2 separate regions of the Homo sapiens genome follow, and region 1 is linked to region 2. The links are chromatin loops, found by intact Hi-C in ENCODE. Cell type or tissue: heart left ventricle. All regions are shown on one strand. Links, peaks and the distances in the headings refer to the core of each region. The heading gives the core; the rest is flanking DNA.

Region 1 (8,279 bases), core at 280-8,279, 110 kb after region 2:
CATCTCAGCTCACTGCAACCTCTGCCTCGCAGGTTCAAGTGATTCTCCTGCCTCAGCCTCCCAAGTAGCTGGGATTACAGGTGCCCACCACAGCTAGTTTTTGTATTTTTAGTAAAGACGGGGTTTTGCCATGTTGGCTAGGCTGATCTTAAACTCCTAACCTCAGGTAATCCACCCTCCATGGCCTGGCAAAGTGCTGGGATTACAGGCATGAGCCACTGTGCCCAACCCCATGTCTTTTAATTTCTATGGATACATCTTTATCTTGCAGTATTGCTTTCTAAATTCTTCTGAGTTACCTTCCAATTTGATAATTTCCTCTTAAGGTAGGTCTAACCAGCTGTCTAACCTAGTCATCTGAGGTTTTTCCTTTAATTTTTTTTTTTTTTGAGACAGGGTCTTGCTCTGTTGCCCAGGCTGGAGGGCAGTGGTGTAATCACAGCTCACTGCAGCCTTGACCTCTTAGGCTCAAGCCATCCTCCCTCCTCGGCCTCCAGAGTAGCTGGGACTACAGGTGTGTACCACCATACCTGGTTAATTTTTAAAACTTTTTGTAGAGACAGGATCTTACTATGTTGCCTAGGCTGGTCTTGAACTCCTGGACCCAAACAATCCTCCCACGTTGGCCTCCCAAAGTTCTGGGATTACAGAAGTGGGCCACCAAGCCTAGCCTGAGTTTTAAAATTTAAAAACTATATTTTTATTTCCAGAAATTCTCATTAGGTGGTTTCCAACTAATTTGCCTAGTTCTTTTTTCTTTGGTTTTTTTTTTTCATGTTTTCATTACCTTGTTTTTGATTAATTGAAGCATATTTACTTTACAGTTTCTATTATTACTATTACCCATAGTTGTTGGAAGTCTAATTCTGCCACTTATTTTATCTGCTGACTCTCACTTATGGTGGTTTGTAACTTCTGATTGTGAGTTTCTGTTCAGTACGACTTTATCTGTGGGAATCATCTGGGAGGGGTTGGATTCAGGGTGTGTCCCTCTGCAGTGGTTTTACATTTGCTTCTATTACTATCCTGAGAGCACTTTTTTTTAAATGGAAAATTTTAAACACGTCAAAAAGTTAAAAAAAAAAAAAAAAGAAAAAGAAAGAAAACCAACAGTATAATGAACTCCCATGTATGTATTATCCAGTTGCAACAATTATACACACACAGCCAATCTTGTTTCATCTATGTACCAATCCAACACCAATGTCTCTCCACTGGGTTATTTTATTTTTTTTAGAGACAGGCCTCACTCTGTCACCCAGGCTGGAGTGCAGTGGCACAATCACAACTTACTGCAGCCCTGACCTCCCAGATTCAAGCAATCCTCCCTTCTCAGCCTCCTGAATAGCTGGGACCACAGGTGGACACCACTACACCCAGCTAATTGTTTTTTAAAAATATTTTTTTAGAGACAAGGTCTCACTATATTGCCCAGGCTGGCCTCAAACTCTTGGGCCCAAGCAATTCTCCCATCTCAGTCTCCCAAAGTGCTGGGATTATAGGTGTCAGCCACCACGCCCAGTCTTATTTTTTGAGACAGGGTCTTGCTCTGTCACCCAGGCTGGAGTGCACTGGCATGATCATAGCTCACTATAGCCTTTAACTCCTGGGCTCAAGCAATCCTCCTGCCTCAGCTTCCAGAGTAGGTGGGACTACAGGAACATGCCACCACACCCAGCTAGTTTTTAAATTTTTGGTATAGATGGGGTCTTGCTATATTGTCCAGGCTGGTTTGGAACTCCTAGCCTCAAGAATCCTCCTGATTCAGCCTCCCAAAGTGCTAGGATTGCAGGCGTGAGCCCATGGTGCCTGACCTATTTATTTTAGTATTTTATAATTTTTTATTTAATTTTATTTATTTTTGAGACAGGGTCTCACTGTTGTCCAGACTGGAGTGCAGTGGTGTTATCATGGCTCACTGCTGCCTCGACCACTAGGCTCAAGCAATTCTCTTGCCCCAGCCTCCTGAGTAGTTGGGACTACAGGCATATGCGCACCACCACGCCAGGCTCTTTTTTTTTTTTTTTTTTTTAATTTTTACTAGAGACAAGGTCTCATATTGCCCAGAATGGTCTTGAACTCCTCAGGTCAAACAATCCTGCCTCAGCCACCCAAAGTGCTAGGATTAAAGGCAGGAGCCACTGAGCCCAACCATATTTTATTATTTTTTAGACATGTTGTCTTGCTAAGCTGGATTAAAACTCCTGGGCTCAGGCAATCCTCCTACCTCAGCCTCCCAAGTAGCTAGGACTATATGCATGAGCCACAACACCCCCACTGAATTATTTTAAAGCAAATCCCAGATGGCATACCACTTCACTTCAATGTGTATTTGTTTTCTTTTCTTTCTGTTTTTTTTCTTTTTCGGTTTTTTTTTTTTTTTTTTCAGAAATGGGGTCTCACTATGTCACCTGGGCTGATCTCACTATGTTGCCAAGGCTGCCCAAGCAATCCACCCACCTCGGCCTCTCAAAGTGCTGAGATTACAGGCATGAGCCACCCCGCCCGGCCTCAATGTGTATTTCTTTTAAAAAGATTCTTAAAAATTATCCAGGTGCAGTGGCTCACACCTGTAATCTCAGCACTTTGGGAGGCCAAGGCGGGTAGATCACTTGAGGTCAGGAGTCCAGACCAGCATGGCCAACATAGTAAAATCCCATCTCTACTAAAAATAGGGAAAAAAAAATCAGCCAGCCATGGTGGCACATGCCTGTAATCCCAGCTACTCAGGAGGCTGAGGCAGGAGAGTCACCTGAACCCGGGAAGCAGAGGTTGCAGTGAGCTGAGACTGCGCCACTGCACTCCAGCCTGGGAGACAGAGCGAGACTCTTAAAAAAAAAATTCTTAAAAATAATTATAAACCAATAATTGCTTAGTGTCAGTAGTCATTTTGTGGTCAAATTATCTGATTTTTAGTCTCTCTAATTTACTTGAATTAGAGGGGGTGGGGAGGGGAGGGAGGGAGAAAGAAGGAGAGAGAAGAAGACAGAGAGAGAGAGAGAGAGAGAGAGAGATTGATTGAAGCAGGATCCAAAAATGTCTGGCTCTACTTTTTCAGTTAATTTGTTAGCTTACAGTTCCTAAACCAAGCTGGTGGTATACGTTCAAAATCTAAGCACTTTGAGGGATTCTAGATTTTGGGGAAGATTCCTCCCACTCCCCATCCCCAAGACCAAGATAGACAAAGTTCCTTAATACTTCCCAGTGCCAAGGGGAATATTTTTTTTCCAGACTTCCTTTCTTCTGAGGGTATAGCCTTTCAAGAGCCCCTAGGGGGCCTTACATTAGAGTCTGAGTTCCAACTTTCTACCTTGTATAGACCCAAGATTTCTTTTTCAGCACTTGAGTGGCAATTAAAATACAAGTCCCTAATGTCCTATATCTTGTTCTGACTGGTGGATATGGTTTGTACAATTATCGAAATTTACTAAGCATTTAAGATCTACATATTTTATACGTTGAGTCACACATAAATTACAAATATAACTCAAGCCCCTCAGTTATTAAAATTAGCAAACCATCCCCACCTCTCCAAGTCAGCATCAGCACCAACTCCTTTTAGTATGAATTTTAATTTTCTTTCTGTTTTTTGCTCTGGGATGCCCCTTACTTTCCCTTACTCTCAGCTATATGTATTTCAAGGATGTTTATCATATTTCCTCCAGACTCTTATTACTATTTTGTAGTGTGAAGGTTACCAAATTCTCTACACTAGTGGTTCTCAACCAAAGGAGATTTTGCCCCCTACAGGACATCTGGCAATGTCGACATATTTTTGGTTGCCACAATTAGGAGAATGAGTAGAGGCTGGGGATGCTGTTAAACATTCTACAATGGCTGGGCACGGTAGCTCACACCTGTAATCCTAGCACTTTGGGAGGCCAAGGCGGGTGGATTACCTGAGGTCAGGACTTTGAGACCAGCCAGGCCAACATGGTGAAACCCCATCTCTACTAAAAATACAAAAAATTAGCCGGGTGTGGTGGCAGGCGCCTGTAATCCCAGCTGCTCAGAAGGCTAAGTCAGGAGAATCGCTTGAACCCGGGAGGCAGAGGTTGCAGTGAGCCGAGATGGCACCACTGCACTACAGCCCAGGTAACACTGTGAGACTCCGTCTAAAAAAAAAAAAAATTATACAATGAACTGGACACTCCTCCACAATAAATAATTATTTGGCTCAATATGTCAATAGCATCAAGACTGAGAAACCCTAATCTAGATCACCATAAGCCATTACAACTTTATTGTAGAAATGTTTGAGTTTTGCACCTTTGTGTTTCACACACTCTAGTTATCACTTGCTATGAAAACATCTTGCCTGAAAGTTTACTCTAGAATTCCCCACAGAAGACATTTTCCAAATTGAAAATGGGGAAATTGTGACATATATGTCTTCGTCTTTTACATCTTTACAGTGCTAACAGATACAAACTGCTGTTAGATTAACATGTCAAAATTAATCACAGAACAAATTTTTAAAGTTTAGAGCTATATATATATTTGAGACAGGGTCTTGTTCTCTCCACCAGGCTGGAGGACAGTAGTGCAATAATGGCTAACTGTAGCTTCAGCATCCTGGGCTCAAGGGATCTTGCCACTTAAGCCTCTCTAGTAGCTACAACTATAGGCGTGCACCACCTGCCCAGCTAATTAAAAAAAAAAAATTGTAGAGATGGCATCTCACTATATTGCCCAGGCTGGTCTCAAACTCCTGGGCTCAAGCGATCCTCCCACCTCAGCCTCCCAAAGCACTAGGATTACAGGCATGAGCCACTGTGCCTGGCCTAGAGCTAACATTAAGAGTCTTAGAGACCATCATTTAACAATGAGAAGTTTATCTAATGCAAATATTTAACAGATTGTAACTTTATATTCCAATCTCATGTTCACCAGTAAATTATTGCCCAAAATGCTCTGGCTAAGCAATGAGAAGTCAACCTGGGTGCCCTTCAGTGGTTAATGAAATTTAAGGACACCATCCTGGGAAACACACCCCACTGAAAGTGTTGCTTCAACTATATTTTACTATTTACTAATGCCTGATGTGCTTTCACTGCAATACTAAGGGCATTTATGGTTTAGTATACTGGTTGCAAGACAAAGGAGACAAGGCAGGACTTAGGCTTCAAGCTGTGGAAAAGTCTATTGATCTTGGCCAGGCGCATTGGCTCACCCCTGTAATCCCAGCACTTTGGGAGGCCAAGGCAGGAGGATCATGAGGTCAGGAGATTGAGACCATCCTGGCTCTCTATGAAACCCTGTCTCTATTAAAAATACAAAAATTAGCTGGGCATGGTGGCACGTGCCTGTAATCCCAGCTACTCGGGAGGCTGAGGCAGGAGAATCGCCTGAACCAGGGAGTCGGAGGTTGTAGTAAGCCGACATTGTACCACTGCACTCCAGCCTAGCAACAGACCGAGACTCTGTCTCAAAAAAAAAAAAAAAAAGTCTATTGATCTTATTTTTATTATTTAATATTTCAGGCTATCACAAGGAAGAGAGACTAACACAATGAATACCCATTTTTTTATCTAACAGCTTAAGAAACAAAGCATTACCGATATGATAGAAGCCTCTGTAGAACTCTCAAGATCCCATTCTCTTCCCTCACCAGAGGTAACCACTCTCCTGAATTAGGTGTTTATCACTCCCCTGCTCATTTTTATTTTCATACTACATGTATAATCCGTAAGCAATATATGGTTTTGCTATACTTGTTTTAAAACTTATACAAATGGTATCAAACGTATCTTCCCCCGAGAAACCCAAAAACATATCTTCTACAGCTTCCTTTTTGTTATTAATAATTTCCTGCACTTAATAACTATAGGAATCAAGAGACGAAGCAAATGGAATTGCTGAATTAGTTAGCTTTTCTCTCTTTAAAGAGGAACTCATCTGTGATTGGGTTGAATTTGTCCCCAAATGCACCTGCCTGCAGTGCTGTGCCCTTTTCTACTACATGCCAATGAAATTGGTAACAGAAATTCACACCCTTACACCCAGAGACAGGAGAGTTCACTAATAACCACAAGCCCGAAGTCCAGTTCTACCATATGAAATCCAGTGGTCTAAAAAGTTTTCCTCAGGCTTCTATAAAGGGTGGTAACTGAATACAGGCAGTGAATTCACTGCAACTATTTTTATACAGAATTCACTATGCTCACCTCGTTTGTTTTCCAAGGAATATCAATAGCAGTAATAGAAACCAGATTTGACCAGTCTATTTTCAGATATAAAACATCACAAGTTTGCTAAAGCAGATCACTGAAAACATAAAAGCCCTTACTTATAAGTGAGTGAAAGAAAATAATGGCTAGATATTTTTATCCCTTCTATTTCAGAAGGTGAGTAGAGGAGTGAAAGAGATAAGAGGAAAAACGTTAGCTGAGTTTTAATCTTCTAAGGATTCAAACATGCTGGTCTCAGAATGATACATTACAGTCAGATTTAAACGAGGACGCTCCCCTAAGAGAGACAGCTGACATGATTATTGCTCTCTACACAGATACACAGTCAAGCCTGCTGACATTTTTTACCAGGCTAGTTCAGCAGCTGTTGCAGAGAAAGCAGATATCTAGTGCTAAGAAAATTCATGGAGGGATGGATTGTAAATGGAGGGTGAGAGTACCTCAAAGTACACTGCTGATTAGGCCTAACGAATGGCTTGCTCAGGAAAAAAGGTGAACACTAAAAACATTACCAAAGAGGGGAAAAAAATAGGTTTGGGTGGTATTAAGAATAATCTACAGATCAAGTCTAGAAAGCCTTTTATCTTTTTTTTTTTTTTTTGTGAGACGGAGTTTTGCTCTTGTTGCCCAGGCTGGAGTGCAATGGTGTGATCTTGCCTCACTGCAACCTCTGCCTCCCAGGTTCAAGCCATTCTCCTGCTTCTGCCTCCCAAATAGCTGGGATTACAGGCATGTGCCACCATGCCTGGCTAATTTTGTATTTTTAATAGAGACAAGGTTTCTCCATTTTGGTCAGGCTGGTCTCGAACTCCTGACCTCAGGTGATCCACCCGCCTCAGCCTCCCAAGTGCTGGGATTGCAGGTGTGAGCCGCCGTGCCAGTCTTTTATCTTTAAGAATAAAAGATGTGGCTGGGTGCAGTGGCTCACGCCTGTAATCCCAGCACTTTGGGAGGCTGAGGCGTGTGGATCGCCTGAGGTCGGGAGTTTGAGACCCGCCTGGCTAACAGGAGAAACCCTGTCTCTACTAAAAATACAAAATTAGCCGGGCGTGGTGGCACATGCCTGTAATCCCAGCTACTCAGGAGGCTGAGGCAGGGGAATTGCTTGAACCCAGGAGGCAGAGGTTGCAGCGAGCTGAGATGGTGCCATTGCACTCCAGCCTGGACAAGAAGAGCGAAACTCCATTTCAGAAAAAATATAAAAATAAAAGATGCAAGTTGTCCTTACTTTGCCCCACACCCCTGTAGCAAGGACTCTGATTGTTACCACACTGCTTTCCACTTCTATCCTGAAAGTAGAGTCCCTGAGTGCAGTAAGGTCCAAGAAAGAACAAAAGAAGTAGAGAAGAAGCAAGGTGAGATGCCAGGTCTAGGAGTGTGTTTCTAACAGGTTTTAATGGAGCTGGAGGCTATCATCCTTAGCAAACTAACACAAGAACAGAAAACCAAATACCACATGTTCTCACTTATAAGTGGGAGCTAAATGATGAGAACACATGAACACAAAGAAGGAAACAACAGACACTGCAGTCTACTTAAGTGGGGAGGGAGGGAGGAAGGAGAGAAGCAGAAAAGATAACTATTGGGTACTGGGCTTAATATGTGGGTGATAAAATAATATGTACAATAAACCCCATGACATGTGTTTACCTATGTAGAAACCTTCACATGTACCCCAAACCTAAAAGGTTTTTTTTAAGTTTTAAGAATCAATCAAAATATAATGTTTTAATGTGCTTATTACCTAATTAGTTAACATAGTGATCAATAATCTTATACAAAATTAAGGCCAAAAGGCTTTGGAATCACAAGACTAACTGGCCAGAGAGATTTTTAAAAATTCAGGCAAGTTGTTTTTATCAGGAGTGATAGTTAGACAAAAAGGCTAAGGTAGCATCACAATAAAGCTGTCATAGAGATTTCAGATTAGAGCTGTAAGGCAGTCTAGATAATTATAAATGGACCAGCACTAAGGGCCATGATGTAGCAATGCCCAATAAATGCACTGCAAAGGGAATTCAACAACATGTTGGGAAAGAAAGCAAACAAAAATTCAGTGCATATGCAGACTGACTCTGAAATGGTACT
Region 2 (8,317 bases), core at 1-8,000:
TTCACCCAGCCTCAACAGTTACCAACTCATGGCCAATTTTTATTTTCTCTAACCCTACTCATGCCATCCCGTCACTTCCTAGGTTATTCTGAAACAAATCCGAGACATCGTATTTCATTCATATTTAAGCACCTTTAAAACACTCTTTAAAGTAATAACCACAACACCATTATCACACATAAAACTGACAACTTCTTAATACATTGTTATCTTGAAGTATTTTGTCACTGTTCACATTTCTCTCTCTGATTATTTTCCTTTTTTTTTTTTTTTGAGACAGGGTCTTGCTCTGTGGCCCAGGTTGGAGTGCAGTGGCGCAATCTCAACTTATTGCAACTTCCATGTTGCGGGCTCAAGTGATCCTCCCACCTCAGCCTCCCAAGTAGCTGGGACTGCACATATCACCACGCCTGGCTAATTTTTGTATTTTTTTTGAAATGGAGTCCCACTTTGTCACCCAGGCTGGAGAATAATGGCGTGATCTCGGCTCACTGCAACCTCCACCTCCCGGGTTCAAGCGATTCTCCTGCCTCAGCCTCCTGAGTAGCTAGGATTATAGGTGCACACTACCATGCTTGGCTAATTTTGTTGTATTTTTAGTACAGACAGGGTTTCACCATGTTGGCCAGGCTGGTCTCGAACTCCTGACCTCGTGATCTGCCTGCCTTGGCCTCTCAAAGTGCTGGGATTACAGGCGTGAGCCACCGCGCCTGGCCTAATTTTTGTATTTTTAGTAGAAATAGGGTTTATCCATGTTGCCCAAGCTGGTCTTGAACTCCTGGGCTCAAGTGATCTGCCTGCCTTGGCCTCCCAAAGTGTTGGGATTACAGGCATGAGCCACTGTGCCTGGCCATATTTTCTTATATTTAGTTTGAAAAGGGATCTGAACAAGATTGCACATATTGCACTGAGTCAATGTGTCTCAAGTCTCCTTTAATCTACAGGTTACTGCTTTATTGCATATTTTTGCTTGCACTTTGTGGAAGAAATTGTCATTTGCCATGTTTTTCTGTCCTCTATATTTTCTGTAAAGCAGAGATATAGTGACTTGGTCTGATTCAGGATTAATTTTATGACACAAATACTTGCCAAGAATACTTCTAACAGGAGGCATATAATGTCTAGTTAACTTTTTGTGATAGTACCCATCCAGTCATGATAATTCCCTAGGTTTATTATTTTACTAGGACCTGAGAAATGTGATATTCTACCATTCCTTCTTCACTTACTAGCTGAAATACTTCCACAAAAATAAACTTTTCCTCATGAACTATTTGGTTATTCTGAAGTATAACTAGTATAGAAAAGAACTTTGGACATTAACATAACCATTTACTTAATTTATTCTAATGTGTGTGTGTATTTTAGAAGCTTCTTAGATTGTGTCTAATCCAGTATTCTCATTTAGAATATAAATTTTTGTTTTTTGTTTATTTTGAGACAGGGTCTCACTCTGCCCAGGCTTGTGTGCAGTGTTGCAATTTCGGGTCACTGCAGCCTCGAGCTCTGGGCTTAAAAGTGATCGCTTCACCTCAGCCTCCCGAGTAGCTGGGACTACAGGCACATGCCACCATGCTTGGCTAATTTTCATATTTTTTGTAGAGACTGGGTTTTGCCATTTTGCCCAGACTGGTCTCAAACTTCTGGGCTCAAGCAATCAGCCCGCCTCTGCCTCCCAAAGTGCTGGGATATTCTAGGTGTGAGCCATTGCACTGGCCTAGAATACAACTTGAAAATGTAGTATTATGACAATTTCAAGGCACACATAAAAATGTATCATAAACATCTCAAAGTAGAAACAAAGGAATAACATTCTTAACTTTAAATAATATTCCCCTTAAAGAACAAGTAGAACACGAAATAAGTTACACTTGTTATAGTATTTGTAATGCCCTATAATGTCAGATAAAACATAAATGTTCTTGATTCAATAATATACATTTGATGACACATTTGTTTAAATGTTCATGGCCTAGGGTTTCATTTCTTGGGCTATGATTCTGAAACTTAAAATAGAAAACTCCTCTCTTTCAGATTTCAGAAATATACCAAAAACATTTCCAGAAGATGTAAATATTATAAGAAAGCTGTTAATCATTAAAAGAATAAGATTAAAGAAAGAAAACATAAAATTACACATATTTTTATTCAGTTGAAGAAATGGCAACCTTGCAATGAGATAAAATTAAATAGCTTAAATTTATTAAAAAGAACTTTCGACTTCTTTAAAAGAAATATTCTCCTCAAAAACTTGAAAAGGCAAAGTTCTGAGACCTCAGATGATTGGTCTAAACATATGTGAGTTTCTTGCTGTCTATAAAAAACATTCCAAATGTTATTTCAGCTTTTTAAAAATGAAAAATGCTGGCCAGGCATGGTGGCTCATGCCTGTAATCCCAGCACTTTGGGAAGCTGAGGCAGGTGGATCATCTGAGGTCAGGAGTTCAAGACACCAGGCTGGTCTTGTGGTGAATGTGGTGAAATACCATCTCTACTAAAAATACAAAAATTAGCCAGGCGTGATGTCATGTGCCTGTAGTCCCAGCTACTTGGGAGGCTGAGGCAGAAGAATCACTTGAACCTGGGAGGCGGAGGTTGCAGTGAGCTGAGATGGCACCACTGCACTCCAGCCTGGACAACAAAGCAAAGCTCTGTTTCAAAAAAAAAAAAGAGAGAGAAATGTTTTAGTTTCTTAAAGTCACACAAATTTGAACATAAACTCATGTTCAATATAAGATTCAATCAAACCTTTATATAATATACCTCTTACACTTGAAATGAAGGATTCTAGTCTTTCAAGCAATTCCAAGTCTCTTTCAAAGTCATAAAAATGATGTTCAACCCAATGCCGAAATACATTTAAGATCCTGATAAAATGGAAAGAAACACATTTTAGTGAAACATAAGTGTTCAATTACACTTCTTCCTTCTCTAATGCCACGATAATAGCTTTACATACAAGGGTCAACATAATACTCAAAGACTCTCTAATCTGTATTTAATTAATACTTTAAATGCTTCAATGACAAGAGGAGAGTAGGTCTCCAAACGGTGTATTATTTATTAATAAAATGTATACTTTTAAAATATTTATAAGCATAAAAATAGTGGTTTCTGTGCTTCCCATTTATGTTAAGGAAAAGTACCCTTTATTCATATGTAGAAAACTTATGCTCTATATTACAAAAGCTATTTTAAGTTCATAAAAAGCATTTTTAAGATTTAAATTTTGGTACTTTTTCACTTAAAATGGAAAACCAACTAAGATGTACTGTATCTGGTTCTAAATGCAAGTGCTATCATCAAATTTCTTTCTTTTTTTTGAGATGGAATTTTGCTCTTGTTGCCCAGGCTGGAGTGCAATGGTGCGATCTCAGCTCACTACAACCTCCAACTCCCAGGTTCAAGTGACTCTCCTACTTCAGCCTCCCAAGTAGCTGGGATTATAGACGCCCGCCACCATGCTGGGCTAATTTTTGTACTTTTAGTAGAGACGACGTTTTACCATGTTGGCCAGGCTGGTCTCGAACTCCTGATCTCAGGTGATCCGCCCACCTCAGCCTCCCAAAGTGCTGGGATTATAGGCGTGAGCCACTGCACCCAGCCTATCATCAAATTTCTATGTAATCTACACATATACTACAGTCTCTTATTTCATTTCAAAAGACAAAAATAGAACTGTTTTGTTTTACAGTATCACAAAAATGATTACCTATAACCTTGCAAAGAGAGATTTAATCAACTATGCAAATGGAAAGGAAAGGAAAGACAAGGGGAGAGGGAAGAGGAGGGAAATGGAAGAGGAAGAAGGGAAAAGGAAAGGGAAGGAAGGAAACTAGTAGGCAAGCCATGGAAAGAAAATATTTGCAAAATGTTTATCTGACAAAGGACTGGCATTCAGTCCTACCCAATTTACTCCTACAACTCAGTAATAAAGAGACAAGTATCTCAACAAAAATTAGAGGATTTGAACAGATTCTCCACAAAATAAGTATGAATGAAATACCACTACATCCAGCAGTATGGCTAAGGCACAAAGACTGACATTACTAAACACTGGTGAGAATATGAAGCAACTTGAACATTGTTGGTGAGAATGTTTTGGAAGTTTTGGCAGTTTCTTTCAAAACTAAACATACACATACCTTCTGACCCAGCCACTCCACTCTGAGTTGTTTACCCAAGAAAAGTGAAAAATATTCACAGTAAGACAGGTAAGATAAAGTTCATAGCGGCTTTATTCATAATAATAAAAAACGAGAAAAAGCCCATGTATCTTTCAATGGGAAAAATGAATAAACTGGTATATTCATATAATAAAACACAACCTCGCAATAAAATAAGCCATTGATACAAATTCAAAAGCATGTTGAGTGAAAGAAGACACAAAATTGAGTTTTTAAGAATGCATTTATTAAGACTCTAAAACAGGTAAAACTAATCTATGGAGGGAGAAATTGGAACACTGCCTTTGGGCAGTGGGAACAAAAACTGATGAGAAGGAACATAAGGGAACTTTCTGGGGTGTAGTAACATTTGATATCTTGAAAGGCGTTTGGATTATGGAGATACATGTATTTGTTAAAACTCAACAAAAGTACACTTAAGATGTGTGTATCTTCTGTCTTCAGTGGCAGCAAGAAAAAAATGTATTTAATTATATGCACATTTTAGAACAAAAGAAAAACAAACACTGAACTGTTAATGACATACAAGTTGAAGTATTTAAGGAGTGTACTTCAAAATTCATACAAAAAAATGAACTGATAGATGAATGATAAATGAACACATAAATGAATAGATATGAATAGATGAATACATATCTAGGTGGTGGGTTTATGGGTGTTCATTGTAAAATTCTCAGTTTTGCTGTATGTTAAAATTTTTCATAATAAAATGTTAGAAAAATTACTACCACCCATTTTACTAGAAATCTTTCAATATTTATATAAACAGGTTTAATAACTTGGCTTGGATTTCACAGTTTTCCACTCCATCCAATTCCATACAGGTAATCTCATCTACTACTTGCAATACAATGCCTACATTCCTCTCAGGTCAATGTCCTTATCTGTGTCCTCAGCACACCATTCTCATTTCTGCCTTCTTGTCTTTGTTCATACTATTTCTCATGACCCTGAATACCTACAGTCACCTTTCTACCTATCTAAAGCCTATACATCCTTTAGGGGCAGTCTCAGATTTTACCTTCTCCAAGATGCCTTCCCTAATTACTCTGGCCTAATCTTTGCTATTCCTGAAATTGTATAGGGATGTATTTTTCTAAGTCACTTAAGCACTCCAAGTAGAACAATATATAACTGTTTCATGTGTCTTTTTCCCCCAGTAAAGTCCCCAAGAAAGCCACAATATCATGACAGTCTATGTTATTTTTGTACTTAGCATAGTTATAAGTACAGGACTGAGAACACAGCAAATGCTTAGAAATACATAAAGAGCTTATATGACTGAGAAACGAAGATTATACTCCCACCCCCTACCCCACCCAATAGCAACCTCATAAATGTATGTGTCATATCAAGGGATTTAATGTGATTGTAGATAAGTACAAATGCATCACAGCTAGTAGAAAAGAATTACTTATTTATTGCTGATACATAAATAATCTCATCTTCTTATACAAAGAATGACGTTAAAAGTTTTAGTGAAAGACATATAGCTGGGAGCACTATCATTCTTCTAAAACTGCATTTGTTTGTGGCAATTATCCTGGGAAATAAATAACTAATATACTCAGTTCCAAAATTACAATTTATTGGTCAACAGTAATCAAGGAAACTTGAAATTTAGAGAGAAAAAAAATTTAAATTACATATAATTAATAAGATAACTTGGTTTCCAATGGAAGGAGGAAGATAATACTTTGGTTACTTGGACAGTAAAGAGGGCTAAGAGAAGGCGCTTCCAATTTTCAATGCTTAGTGGTACGTACACACACACACACACACACACACGCAAAGAAAGTCAGACATGAGTCTGAATCTTGTCCTGCCACTCCCTTTACATAACTTAGCTCAAATTACTTCACCTTGCTAGGTTTCAATTTCCTTATATATAAAGTAGGAATAGTAATCATGTTGTAAGAATGAGATAAAAAAGATAAAGCATTTAGGGTAATCCCCGGCACACAGTAGTATTTATTAACTGGAAGCTTCTACAATCAAACACATTTTTAGAAATTATTGCAATTAAACTAACAAATGTCTATATATTTTGTGAGAGATAAGTGGGAAAAGGGCTAGAACTTCCACAAATATTATAAATTGTAAAAAAAGCCAGGATTACTGTATGATCGCAAAGGGAAATGAAGGAAAAAAGTGTGAAAAAAGGTTGACAGCAGGAAAGCTCACATGAAATTTTATAATTTTTACTTACAATAAAAAATAGGTATCCTGATACGTAAGCATAACATATCACATGCCAGAGATATGTGATGCAAACATAGGATATTTAAATATTTGAATTTCTTCAGGGTATTTAAGAATAGCTTCACTGAGAAAGAACTCTTTTAGTTTAACTTAACTGCTGTGAAGTTAAAAATATTCCCTATATTTGAATTAAAAGCTGAGAGCTTTTGTGTTAACTATATATTGAAAACTGACACATAAAATGTGTGTGTGTGTGTATATATATGTGTATATATATATATATAAAAAATATTCAAGCCAAACCTAAGTTGTACTGGTTGGACATATTCCTTGCGAAATCTTTTAAGGTCTGCACTGATTGGCTGCTCGCCTTTCTCTATTGCCAATTTGTCTGCGTCAGTAGGTTCTGGCTCTGGAATTTCAAACCTAAGAAGAAAAGCAAAAGGAGAAAAATCCGTTCATACATAATGAAAATACAAGGAGGAAAACAGCAAGCAACCTTCTTTCCTACCACTTCCACGAAAAGTGGATTACTGTTAAACTTCCCTTGAGGTATGATATACTACAAAAAACTGTCCTTTGGCTATACAAAACTGACGTTTTGTATTCTTACTTTTATAAAAACTAAAGTTTTGTCTTTTAGCACTGATAATACAGAAAAGGTCCAGGGAAAAGAGCCAAGGAAAGAATTCATAAGGAATTTAAAGAACATGACAGAAATTGCTTATCTAACAATGTCTTTAATATTTATATTATTAAAATGAAAGTAGGCTAATAAATTTATTTAAATGAGTACAAATTCAAAGAGAGGGCCAAAACCGAATATTTAACAATATTTAAATAATTTACCTAAGTGGATAAGATAAAGATAAAAAACCTTGCTCAAACATAGGAAATACAGCTAAACTATAAGTCTAACGTGTGCTTTCCTTATTCTGGACATGGAAACAACTAAGTAGATCCTCATAGCACATTACACTGACTCAGTCTGGTAAATTTAGTTTGATAAAACAACATAGTGATAGAGATCTAGAATTATATCTTGATAATACAGTTAATAAGCTTTGGTATAATAATAAGTTTTAGTAAGTTTTAAAACGTAAAACTAAAAATCATTCTGGAGTCCAGATTCTACATTTTAAACTATAAAACATTTAAAATGCCACTATAATACTAGGTAAAACAAATTCAACCCAACACTAATTTTTAAAAGTTAATCATAATAAAGGAATTGCTGATTTTTTAGGTTTAATAATGATATCTGATTATTAAAAATGATCCCGTATTTTCTAGAGATACATAGAAAAATATTTATAGATGAATTATGTTGTCTAGGATCTACTTCAAAATAATCATGGGGTGGGGTGTTTAAATTTGTAGGGAAACAGATGAAACAATGAGTTGATAATTACTGAAGGTGGTTGATGAATAAATGGGTTTATTATATTCTTGTATCTGCTCTTGTATGTGTTTTGAAAGTTTTCATAACAAGTTTGTTTTAAAAGTGGAAAGTATTTGGCAAAGTAGTCTACGGTCCAAAAAAAAAAATAGTGGTAAGTAGAAAAGTCTCTTTTAAGAAAATATCATTTTATTACACAGAACAATATTCATTAAAATATAGTGCTTTCATCCTCTAAATTAGTCTTTCTGATTACCACTTGAAATATTTCTAAGAGCTGAAAAGATCTGTGTTTATAAACAGATTTTAGGGAGTACTCCATTTGAAGAGAATAGTAATACTGCCAATTTAATGCCAAATAAAATATGTTCAATAATTAACTTGAGTATTTATTAGGTACTAGGCACTTTACAAAATACAGTTAATTTTTCACAAAATGTCAATATAACTGAAATACATATTTTTCTTACCGTTCAATCAGTAAGCTCAGCAATTCCTGTGGTTTACAAAATGAACGATATGTGGTAAG

Evidence for each region. Peaks named below come from ENCODE experiments on the same cell type or tissue, not always from the same donor. Only the 100,000 strongest peaks of a DNase experiment are listed, where the experiment ranks them.
Region 1: a loop joins it to region 2, with 2.4 times the contacts of the local background. A loop is called at or near these places in 4 of 110 quality-filtered maps.

Annotation. Positions count from the first base shown.
Region 1 is chr14:50,256,999-50,265,277 of GRCh38, forward strand. All of the region lies in intron 9 of L2HGDH (L-2-hydroxyglutarate dehydrogenase), which reads right to left. Among named protein-coding and RNA genes, the nearest start is that of SOS2, 30 kb to the left of the region's middle. In heart left ventricle, for the core only: a CTCF peak has its summit at 3,747 (motif pointing left); no DNase peak of the experiment used is centred there.
Region 2 is chr14:50,150,307-50,158,623 of GRCh38, forward strand. It overlaps SOS2 (SOS Ras/Rho guanine nucleotide exchange factor 2), which reads right to left. Exons shown (of 23, transcript NM_006939.4): 11 at 8,259-8,317; 12 at 6,693-6,815; 13 at 2,764-2,867. Among named protein-coding and RNA genes, the nearest start is that of VCPKMT, 38 kb to the left of the region's middle. In heart left ventricle, for the core only: no CTCF peak of the experiment used is centred there; no DNase peak of the experiment used is centred there.